Regions from separate parts of the Homo sapiens genome. Here region 1 is linked to region 2. A link is a loop called in an ENCODE intact Hi-C map of the cell type or tissue named here. Cell type or tissue: mammary epithelial cell. All regions are shown on one strand. Each heading gives the region's core, and the rest is flanking DNA. Links, peaks and the distances in the headings are about the cores only. Region 1 has its middle 77 kb from the start of MIR221. Region 2 has its middle 6.4 kb from the start of MIR221.

Evidence for each region. Hi-C counts contacts between places; a loop is a spot of excess contacts. Peaks named below come from ENCODE experiments on the same cell type or tissue, not always from the same donor. Only the 100,000 strongest peaks of a DNase experiment are listed, where the experiment ranks them.
Region 1: it touches region 2 in a loop (4-fold over the local background); 2 of 110 quality-filtered maps call a loop at or near these places.

Annotation. Positions count from the first base shown.
Region 1 is chrX:45,666,135-45,671,527 of GRCh38, forward strand. No RefSeq gene overlaps it. Among named protein-coding and RNA genes, the nearest start is that of MIR221, 77 kb to the right of the region's middle. In mammary epithelial cell, for the core only: no CTCF peak of the experiment used is centred there; a DNase peak (open chromatin) is centred at 3,097; H3K27ac peaks cover 1,465 bases.
Region 2 is chrX:45,737,200-45,742,592 of GRCh38, forward strand. No RefSeq gene overlaps it. Among named protein-coding and RNA genes, the nearest start is that of MIR221, 6.4 kb to the right of the region's middle. In mammary epithelial cell, for the core only: no CTCF peak of the experiment used is centred there; a DNase peak (open chromatin) is centred at 3,282; H3K27ac peaks cover 1,542 bases.

The DNA.
Region 1 (5,393 bases), core at 203-5,202, 71 kb before region 2:
GCTCATGGCACCTGCTTTGTAATTCAAAGGTGAAGTCTGTGCTTTGATACACAAAAGTGCTGCCTTGGTTTTATCACTAACTCCCCTTTAACTTCTGGCCCATATCCAAAAAGGTTCTTTCTCTCCATCCCCCAAATCCATCCTGCCCAGTCCTGCTTTATGTAGCAATTTTCCTACAAGCAATGCTTCTGAATATGCTTTTTGTGCAACATTGTTTCAGACTATAGGAAGCCAGCCTAAGCAGTGTTAATGCATCCTGATGTTTTCCAGCCAAACATCTAATTGAGTTGATTTCTATGACATTTCAAAGCCACCCACTCAACTTCAAATTTTTAAAAACTTGGAATTGCACGTCTCTTTTCTGTTGCCACCTAAACAAAACTCAGCACACACCACATTTTTCTTTGGAGAAAACAATAACCCTCTGAGAATAAGGAAATGAAGCTTCTCCCTCCCATGAAGACCCAAGTAAAACAGAAGAATTATGGCTGTTAGAATATAATATATAAAATCATTGAGACATGCAAGCACCATACTTCTCTATATATAAGATTTAAGTCATTTCCAGTTAAGGTGAAAGTTCTACCTGGACTTGAACAGAGGCTGAAGATCTGCTCAACTTTTCCTACTCACTGCTAAATTCCCAGCACATGTCAAACAAACTCTGATTAAACAGAGTTCCCAATACGGCACATGTGAAATGAAGGGTATTTGCAGTGGGACAAATTGCTGGATCACTGAGATCAAGCACTGAGCCAAAGTGCTTATTACCAAGCACACGTGGTAATAAGCAAAAGAATGGGAGCAGTATTTGAAATCTTATGTCAAAAAGTACAAAAAGAACTATCCAAAATATAACTAGGGTTCTAGCTGCTCTATTATCAACCAAGTGCAAGGGAAAATAGAGAGCAGGGTAGATATATTATGCACTTACTGTGAAAAGAAAGCAGGCAGAATTAGCAAGGCTTAACATCTTATCTAGTTACTGTGAATTTTCAGTTAAAGCTTTCAAAAATTAATATAGATGAAAGCCTTCTTTGCCCATTGTATCAGGGGTACTATCCCTGATATCTGGGCCTGAAATCTGACTCCAAGATGTTTTATCTGTGTTATCTTTGGCAAATTACTTAATCTCTTTGGTCTCTGTTTCTTCATTTGTAGAAAGGGAATAATAATGATAACCAATTTTAACATTGTTGTAGGGATTAAATGAGATATCGTATTGGAAGAGCTTAGCATAGTGCCCATTATAAAGTTCAATGACTGCTATGATTATGATTACGAGTATGATTTTTACAATGCAAATGTTAGTTTTGATGGCTTTTCAAATGTGGCCTTGGCCAGAGAATCATCACGAACAGTTAGGATCAGCAGAGGGAGTCAGTTTCCCCGTGAGTGGGCATTGGGAGGACCAGGTTAGATGAGGGGATGATATTTATAAAAGTGGGTGAAGTCCTGTGAATTTTATGGGCTTATTGCCTTTTCTGTGGGCCTGGACAGTTTTCAATCCCTTTTGCAAATTGTGGTGGTAAAAGTAGCTAGCTGCCAACTCCCTCTGGCCCTCACCACCTTTATTATGATTGAAGCAGGCCAGGTGTGGTGGGTCACGCTTGTAATCCCAGTGCTTTGGGAGGCCAAGGCAGGATCACTTGAAGCCAGGAGTTTGAGCTCTGCATGGGGAACAAAGCAAGATCCTGTCTCTACAAAACATTTGAAAATTAGCCAGGCATGGTGACTCATGCCTGTAGTCCTAGCTACTTTGGAGGCTGAGGCAGGAAGATCACTTGAGCCTGGGAGTTGGAGGCTGCAGTGAACTGTAATTGTGCCACTGCACTCTGGTCTGGGTAGAGACCTTGTTTCATAAAAAAAAAAAAAAAAAAAATCATGATCAAGGCAAAGGTCTGAATCTTGATAGGAACATTGCTTTATCAGACTGCAGAGTCCTGCCCACAAAGCTAAGGCACATTTTATTTTACGGAGTCCTGCTCACAAAGCTAAGGCACATTTTATTTTACAGAGGCCTTATTTTTGTCAAATGTTTTCCAGCCTTGAGATATGGAGGCTGATGTATTTGTTGACTCCTTTCTTGAAGGAAAATAGGAAAATGGAAATTCAGCCTCCATGCCTCTTCACAGCCTCCACCTCTAGGGATGATGCCCCTCTCATGAGCAGAAGAGACCTTCATCTACTTCAGGAGTCTCAAACTCAAATGACTATAGTGGCACAGGAATAAGTGAAATAAGCCAGGAGATTGGTAAGCCTCGCGATGATGTAAGAGCTTGACCCTCTTTAGAGGGAAGCTCTGGCCAGTCGCTTTCATTGAAAAATATAGATCCTGTGGTGTTATATAATCCAATTTGCGGAGAAAACCTACAAATCTAGATTTTTAGATTGAATCTCCTAATTTCTAACTGCTGGCAAATATTCAAGTTTTTAAAAACACCACATGAGCCCAAGGAACAAATATTTCTATTTGTCAGACATGGACCAAGGATTGCCAAATCGTGACACTTCTCTACGTGGTACAATTTCAGGTTCCTGGGGAGGTTCCTTCTGACCCCAAACATGTCCCCTACCTTCTGCTACTCCTCTAGAAGTTTAGCAATCTTTCCGATGTCTAAGGCCTCTCCTTCAAGACACAAAATCCCCCTTGTGGGGAGCATATTGAGCACTCATCACTCATTCGCTGCTTAGACTATGTTAGTTCACCACATCCACTTGGGGAATGCAGGAAAGGCGAAGTTGTAGAGGTGGGTGGGAGTTGGGAGTCCAGTGGTATGAACACCCAGAATTCTTTCCTCTGATACTCACTAGCTATTGTAACCACAAGGAAATCACTTATTTGGCATTCACTTTAATTGTGAAAAGGGGCTATATAATTACTACTTCATGGAATTGTGGCAATAATCTAGTGGAATAACATATAATGAATGCCCAGCATCATGTAGACTGCCCTTAATATAAGTTTAATCTGGGCAAGAAGAAGGAATGATGTTCTGGTGCTCCAGGGAAGTTGTAAAGTTGGGGTGTGGTCACAGAGGACCTCTTAGAAGAGGGGTGAAAAGGGTGGGAAGGCAGGAGGGAGCTGTGAGCAGTCAGTGTATCATTCTCTGGCTAGCAGCCCAGCTAGTACAAGGAGATAATGTACTAAGGGAGAAACAGTCACTACAATAATAAGCCACGAATGCAGCCTGTTATACTGACCTGCATTCGAAGCTTACACAAGTCTAACTCATCCTTCCAACATTTTTGGCCACTATAGACTCTCGATACTGTTTCTTTGACTTCTTTACTCAAATCAATATTCCATACCTATATTTCTTACTTGTGTAACACATAAGTGAATTGTAAGCCAAATCCTTTGCTTTATGGAAAAAAATAAAAACAACAAAACCTCTTAATGTTTTATGCTGCACATAACTCAGGAGACATCAAAGAGAAGAAATTTTGATCAGAATGAAACCATGTTGGGATGTATATGGCCAGGACAGGATTGTAGAGTTGGGGAAGGGATGGGAGATGGACACAAAGCTCCATCAATAAGACAAAGGAAAATGACAAGTGAACTGCGTGTTATAAAATCACACAACTGCAGGTTGACTTTGTAAAAATGCCCTCATGCCTATAACGAAGATATCACAAAAAGGCACAAGAAATCATGGGCCATGTACCAAAAACACATTTCCAGATCTTAGTTTCTATCCCGTGCCATTGTTTAGCTTATTCCAGCAACAGGAGCCTGCAGACTTGTCTGTTTTAATAGTTCACAAAGAAGGAGACTGGATGTTATCCAGGAGGCAGACCACAGGGAGACATGGTTCCCAGTTGAGTACTGAAATTCCCACCCGCGCCCCCATAAAAACACACACAAATGTGACTGTGCATGTGTATACATATTTATGCGTAGAGCCAAAGTGCTTTGAATTTGTATTACTATAGCTGACAAATCAAAGATGGGCCAAATCTCCACACTCTGTGTGTTTTATGTGGTTGGTCTCTTGTCTGAGGCAAAAGATCAGGCAGGATGTTAACCAGGGGTCCAGATGTGGCTTTTCAGAAAAACACATTCCTTAGCTTGGCTTCTGTATGTCTTAGTTGCCAAGATCCACTCTTCTGTGTTCAACCCAGCCTCACTGCACCAACCCCTCCCCTGCCTCATCTCAAATGGCCACCACAGTGGCTGGCTTTTATGCTGGAGCAGAAAAAATGAAAGCCTTGAGAATATGTACTCTGCTCCACAGGTAACTGGAGAAGACATGTCAAATGCAATCCACATCTATATGTCAATTTCTCTCCATATGTAAGTTATTTTTGCAGAAAATATTGTCTAAAGAACTCTCATCACTGCATTTGTGCAAACATGGCCATAATTCCTGAGGTTTGGATCTCTGATACAACAGGTGTTGTATTCAGTTTGATTGTCTACAATCTCAGATGATAAAACTGGCCACACTATTAAGGGTCTACCTTAATTTTATTAAATTCAAGTAATGCTTTGTTTGGAAATTTCAAAATTGAAAACAAATACAGGCTGACCCTTTAAGAAACCTGATTCAATCTGTCACAAAGCCCAGAAATCTGTATTTTATAACAAGCGAATTGGGTGTTTCTGACGCAAAGAGTTCCCTGAGCTTACTTTGGGAAACACAGCTCTGTTCCTTTATATCAGCAGTTCTCAAATATTTGGAGCCCAGAATTTTTTTGCACATTCAAAAATTATTGAGGATCCTAACAAGCTTTGGTTAATGTAGGTTATATTTATTGATACTTGCCATATTAAAATTAAATTTGAAAAATATTAATCTATAAATTAATTTTGAAATAATAATAAACTTATTATAAGTTAAATATTTTATGAAAAATTGCTATTTTTTTCTGAAGCAAAAGAATTAGTGAGAAGAATAACATTATTTTACATTTTCAAATATCTTTACTGTCTGGATTAATAAAAGACAGCTGGGGCCAGGTGCAGTGACTCATGCCTGTAATCTCAGCACTTTGGGAGGCCGAGGTGGGCAGATCACAAGGTCAGGAGTTTGAAACTAGCCTGGCCAACATAGTGAAACCACGTCTCTACTAAAAATACAAAAATTAGCTGGGCATGGTGGTGCGTGCCTGTAGTCCCAGCTACTCAGGAGGCTGAAGCAGGAGAATCGCATGAACTTGGGAGTCAGAGGTTGTGATGAGCCGAGAGCGCGCCACTGCACTCCAGCCTGGGCAACAGAGTGAGACTCCATCTCAAAAAATAAATAAATAAAAATAGAAGACACCTGGATTCTCATATCTGCCTCTAAATTCTAGCTGTTGCAATATGTTGTCTTGATCAAAGTATATATGTAAAAAATATCCAGCTTACACAAACGTGTAGTTGGATAAAGGAGGGGGTATTTTAG
Region 2 (5,393 bases), core at 170-5,169:
GAATAAGACAAAGATGCTCTCTATGCACTCCTCTATTCAACACTGCACTATATGCCCTAGCCAGTACAATTAGTAAACAAAGATAAATAAGAAATATAAAGATTAGAAAGGAAGAAAGAAAACCTATTCATAGATATATTTGTGTACATAGTCAAAAATCTACAATTAACCTTAGAATTAACAAATAAGTTTAGCAAAGTTGCTGGATACGAAGTCAAAAAAACGAACTGCATTTTTATATACCAGGACAATTCATTACAAAGCGAAATTTTGAGATACCATGTATGGTAGCATCACAAAAGATCAGATACTTAGGAATGAATCTAATGTATGATGTGCAAAAGCTCCACACAGAAAACTTTAAAACATTTGAGAAATTAAAGACCTAAACCAGTAGAGAGATCCCAGTATTCACATATCAGAACACTCTATAAAGCATAAATATCAATTCTCTCCAAATTGATTAACTACGTTTCCAATTAAGATCCTAACATTTTTGGCAAAATTTACAATGGATTCTAAAATTTATAACACAAATGCAAAGAGCTAAAATATTCAAAGCAATATCAAAGAACAGCTCTAGTGGATATCAAAACTTATATAGCGGCCAGGCGTGGTGGCTCACACCTGTAATCCCAGCACTTTGGGAAGCCGAGGCAGGAGTATTACTTCAGGAGAGTTTGAGACCAGCCTGAGCAACATAGCAAGACCTTATCTCTACAAAAAAAAGAAAAACTTAGCTAGGCATGATGGTGTGCACCTGTAGTCCCAGCTACTTGGGAGGCTGAGGCAGGAGGATTACTTGAGCCCAGGAGGTCAAGAATGTACTCCAGCCTAGGTGACAGAGTGAGACCCTGTCTCTAAAAACATTTTTTTAACCTATACAGCTATGGTAATAAAGACAAAGTATTATTGGTACAAGAATATTCAAATGGACCAATAGAATACATATCCCAGAAGTAGACACAGACATCTATAGGCATTTGATTTATTTGTGAAAGTTGCACAGAGCCGTGGGGAACGTTTTCAACAAATGAAGTTGAATAACTTGTAAATCCCTATACTAAAAAACAAAATTTGACATCTAACACACCCAATTTATAAAATTCAGTTCCAGGAGAATTGTGTATTTAAATGTGAAATGTGAAAGGCAAAACAATAAAACTTTTGGAATAGGAAAAGATTTTAACAGGACATACAAAAAATAACACTTACTAAAGAAAATATTGATTGATTAGATTACATTAAAATTAAGAATTTTTGGTCATTGAAACCATTGAGAAAACGAAAGGGAAATCATAGAGTAAAAGATATTTGCAATAAAATAACAAAAGGCTTACATCCAGAATATATGAAGAATTCTTACAAGTCAACAAATAATCTGCCTGAACATAAAAATGAACAAGAGAGTTGAAAACTTCATTAACAAGCAATACTAAGCTATAATTTTAGAATTCAGAGTGATAGTTACCTTTGGGGAGCAGTGAAAGATACCGACTGGGAGGATACATAGGAGTTGAGTTTCTGAGATACTTGGAATATTCCATTTGTTGATTTGGGTGGCAATTACACAACTCTATTTAGTGAGTTGTTTATTTATTTTACATGCATTTCCCCATATGCTACTTCACAGTTTTAAAAGTTAAAATGGAAAAAATATATCAACAGGAAAGTTACAGAAAACCTCCAAAGCTCAAATGCATACAAAAAGATGTTCATAATCATTAGCAACCAGAGAAATGCAAATTAAAACAATAAGATATCACATCTTTTAGACTGGCAGAAATAGCTTCATCATATCGGTTATGGGCAGGGATGTACCAAGGAAACCTCATTCACTAACACTGGGAACATGGACTGATCAGGCCATTCTGTGTGTGTGTGTGTGTGTGTGTGTGTGTGTGTGTGTGTGTGTCCTATGACCCAACAACTCCATTCCTCATTATACATTCCAAATAATTTCCTACAGAGACCCATAAGGAGACATGCATTATTAGAATGTTCAGTACAATGTTATTTGTGGTGGCCAGGAATTGGTTCCCATGTGGGGTCTATCACTGGAAATGGCATAGGTGAAATGTGGTAGTTGCACTCCAAGGAGTATCATGCAGAATTAAAAATAACAGATTAGAAACAAGAATGGACCTTAAAAACAGTGCTGAATTTTAAAAGTAAGAAATGGAATGAGATACAACACAATGTCACTCATGTAAACTAAAAATACTTGGACACCAAAACAAGGTACATTTTTCAAGAACACATAGAAACTACATGATACACATTAAATATATTTGACTATGTGTGGGGAGTAAGGGAAAATGGGAGTATAGAATGGTGATAAAATGAAATTTTTTTATAAACAAGAAAGAAAACTATGAATAGTCACAATCACACACCAAAGAAACTGATCACTGAATTTAACATCACCAGTAGCAGGACAAATCGATGTAATGTGTATCCTAATATGATGCACTTAAGGACACAACTGTACTTACGTGTTATTCTTGCCAAACATGTATAACCTGACTTTAAGCAGAAGGAATTACCAGAAACCCAAACTGAGGAACACTCTACAAAATAACTGGCCTGTACTCTTCCAAAGTGCCAAAGTCATGAAAGACAAAGGAAAGCTGAGAAACTGTTTCAGGTTAAAGGAGACTAGAGATATAAAAACTAAACGTGGGATCTTAGATTGGATCCTAAACTAGAAACAGAACAACAGAGAGACAAGTGGTGAAATCTGAACACAGTGTGTAGGTTATAGTATTATATTGATGTTAATTTTTTGATTTTGATAATTGTAGGTACATAAGATATTGTCATCTGGGGAATTGAAGGTGTGTGGATACTCTCAATTTTTTTATTATTAGATATAATTCACATATTTTGAAATTCACCCATTTAAAGTGTACAATTCAGTGATTTTTAGTATATTCACGAAGCTTTGCAACCATCTCCAGAACATTAATTTCATAATATTTTCATCACCCCAAAGAGAAATGTTGTATCCATTAGCACTCATTCCCCACTCCTTCCTACCTCCAAGCCCCGGCAACTACTTATCTACTGTCTCTATAGAATTGCCTATTCTGGATATTTCATATAAATGGAAATACATAGTATGTGGCTTTTTGTATCTGGCTTCATTCACTTAGCATAATATTTTTGAGGTTCACCCATGTTGTAGCATGAATCAGTACTTCATTCCTTTTAAGGCTGTGTAATATTGCATTGTGTGGATATAACACATTTTATCATTCATCTGTTGATGGACATTTCCGCCTTACAGTTACTGTGAATAAGAATAGTGCTACTATGAACATGCATGCACATGTTTTTGAGTACCTGTTTTCAATTCTTTTGGGTATACCCATACGAGTGAAATTTCTTAATCATATGGTAATGTTATTTAAGTATTTGAGGAACTGCCAAACTTTTCCAAAGCAGCTGTACCATTTTAAACTCCCACCAGCGCTGCCTTCATATTATTTTTGCAACTATGTTGAAGTTTGAAATTATTTCAAAATGAAAAGTTTTTTAAAAAAGAATATAGTCAGGTTGTTGTGCCTCTTCTAGTAAGAGCCAACAAACCAGTGTCCATTGCTTCAGGGTCTTACAGAATGAGAGAAAAAAAGTTGAGAAAAAGTGAGAAAACAAGCCCCTGGTTGTTTGCACCTTTCCATCTTGTTTTCATGCTTAACACTTTGACATCAAATGTGCAGGTTTCTTCCCCGACACCAACCAATTCTCTGACACTAGCTGAGTGCCCTACAATTTAATTCTGGCACCATCTAACTGGAATTAGTGTCAGATGGTGCAAGTTAAGGACTCACAAGACTGCCCCCACTTCAAATGTCAATTCCAAGTTCTGAACCACTTGTATTTCTGACTGGCTATTAATCAGGAGTTCCCACTGCTCCCTCCTTGTGTTAGATAATTTGCAAGAACAGCGCACAGAACTCAGAATAAACGTTTACTTAATATTAATGGTTTATTATAACGGGTACAAGTCAGGAACAGCCAAATGGAAAAGATATATAAGGCAAAGTATGTGGGAAAGGATGAGGGGCTTCCATGCAGCCTCCTGGAATGCCATCCCCTTAATATCTCCATGTGTTCACCAACCCAGAAGCCATCAGAACTCTGTAATTCTGGGGGTTATATGGAAGTTTTATTACATACACAATTGATTACATCATTGGCCATTGGTAACTGCTGTGATCTGATTGCATCCCCCCAAATTTGTATACTGAAACTTAATCTCCAATGTAATAACATTAAGAGGTGGGGTTTTAGGCAGTGATTAAGTCATAATGGCAGAGTCCTCATGGATGGCATTATGGCTCTTATAAAAGCACTTGAGGGAGTGGGGTCTTCTCTTCTGCTCTTCTGCCATGTAAGGATAGTTCATCTCTTTTGCCCTTCCACCTTCCATCATGTTAGGACACAGCAAGAAGGTCCTCACCAGATACCAAATGTTGGTGCCTTGATCTTGGACTTCCCAACCTCAAGAACTGTGAGAAAAATAAATTTCTGTTCTTTATGAATGACCCAGTCTCAGGCACTTTTATATAGCAGGACAAATGGACTAAAACAGAAACTAGTACTAGAAAATTGGGGTGTTGCTATAACAAATATCTAAAAATGTGGACACAGCTTTGGAACTGGATAGTGGATAGAAGCTGGAAGATTTTGAAGGTGCAGGCTAGAAAAAGCATACATTGCCATGAACAGAGCATTAAGGATGATTCTGGTGAGGGCTCAGAAGAGGAAAGCTGTAGAGAGATGCTTTTTTTGAGAGTACCTAAGTTATCATGATCAGAATGCTGACAGATATATGCATAGTAAAGGCCATCGTGAGGAAGTATTATATAGAAATGAGGAGTGTCTTATTGGAAACCAGAGGAAAAGTCATCCTTGTTGCAAAATGGCAAAGAACGTGGCAGAATTTTGCCCACTTCCTAGAACTTTATGGAAGGCAGAATTTAAGAGTGATGAACTAGGATATTTGGCAGAAGAAATCTTTGAGCAAGGTGTTCAGGGTACTGCATGGCTTCTCTTAACTGCTTATAGTAAAATGCAGGAGAGAAATATAGTGAAGATGGAATTTAAACTCAGAGGAGTGGCCAGGCATGGTGGCTCATGCCTGTAATTCCAGCACTTTGTGAGGCCAAGGGTGGGTGGATCTATTGAGCTCAGGAGTTTGAGACCAGCCTGGGCAACATGGTGAAACCCTGTCTCTACCAAAAATACAAAAAATTAGCCAGGTGTGGTGGCACATGCCTGTACTCCCAGCTACTCGGGAAGCTGAGGTGGGAGGATCACTTAAGCCTGGGTGGTCAAGGCTGCAGAGGGCTAAAATCTCACCACTGCACTCCAGCCTGGGCAACACA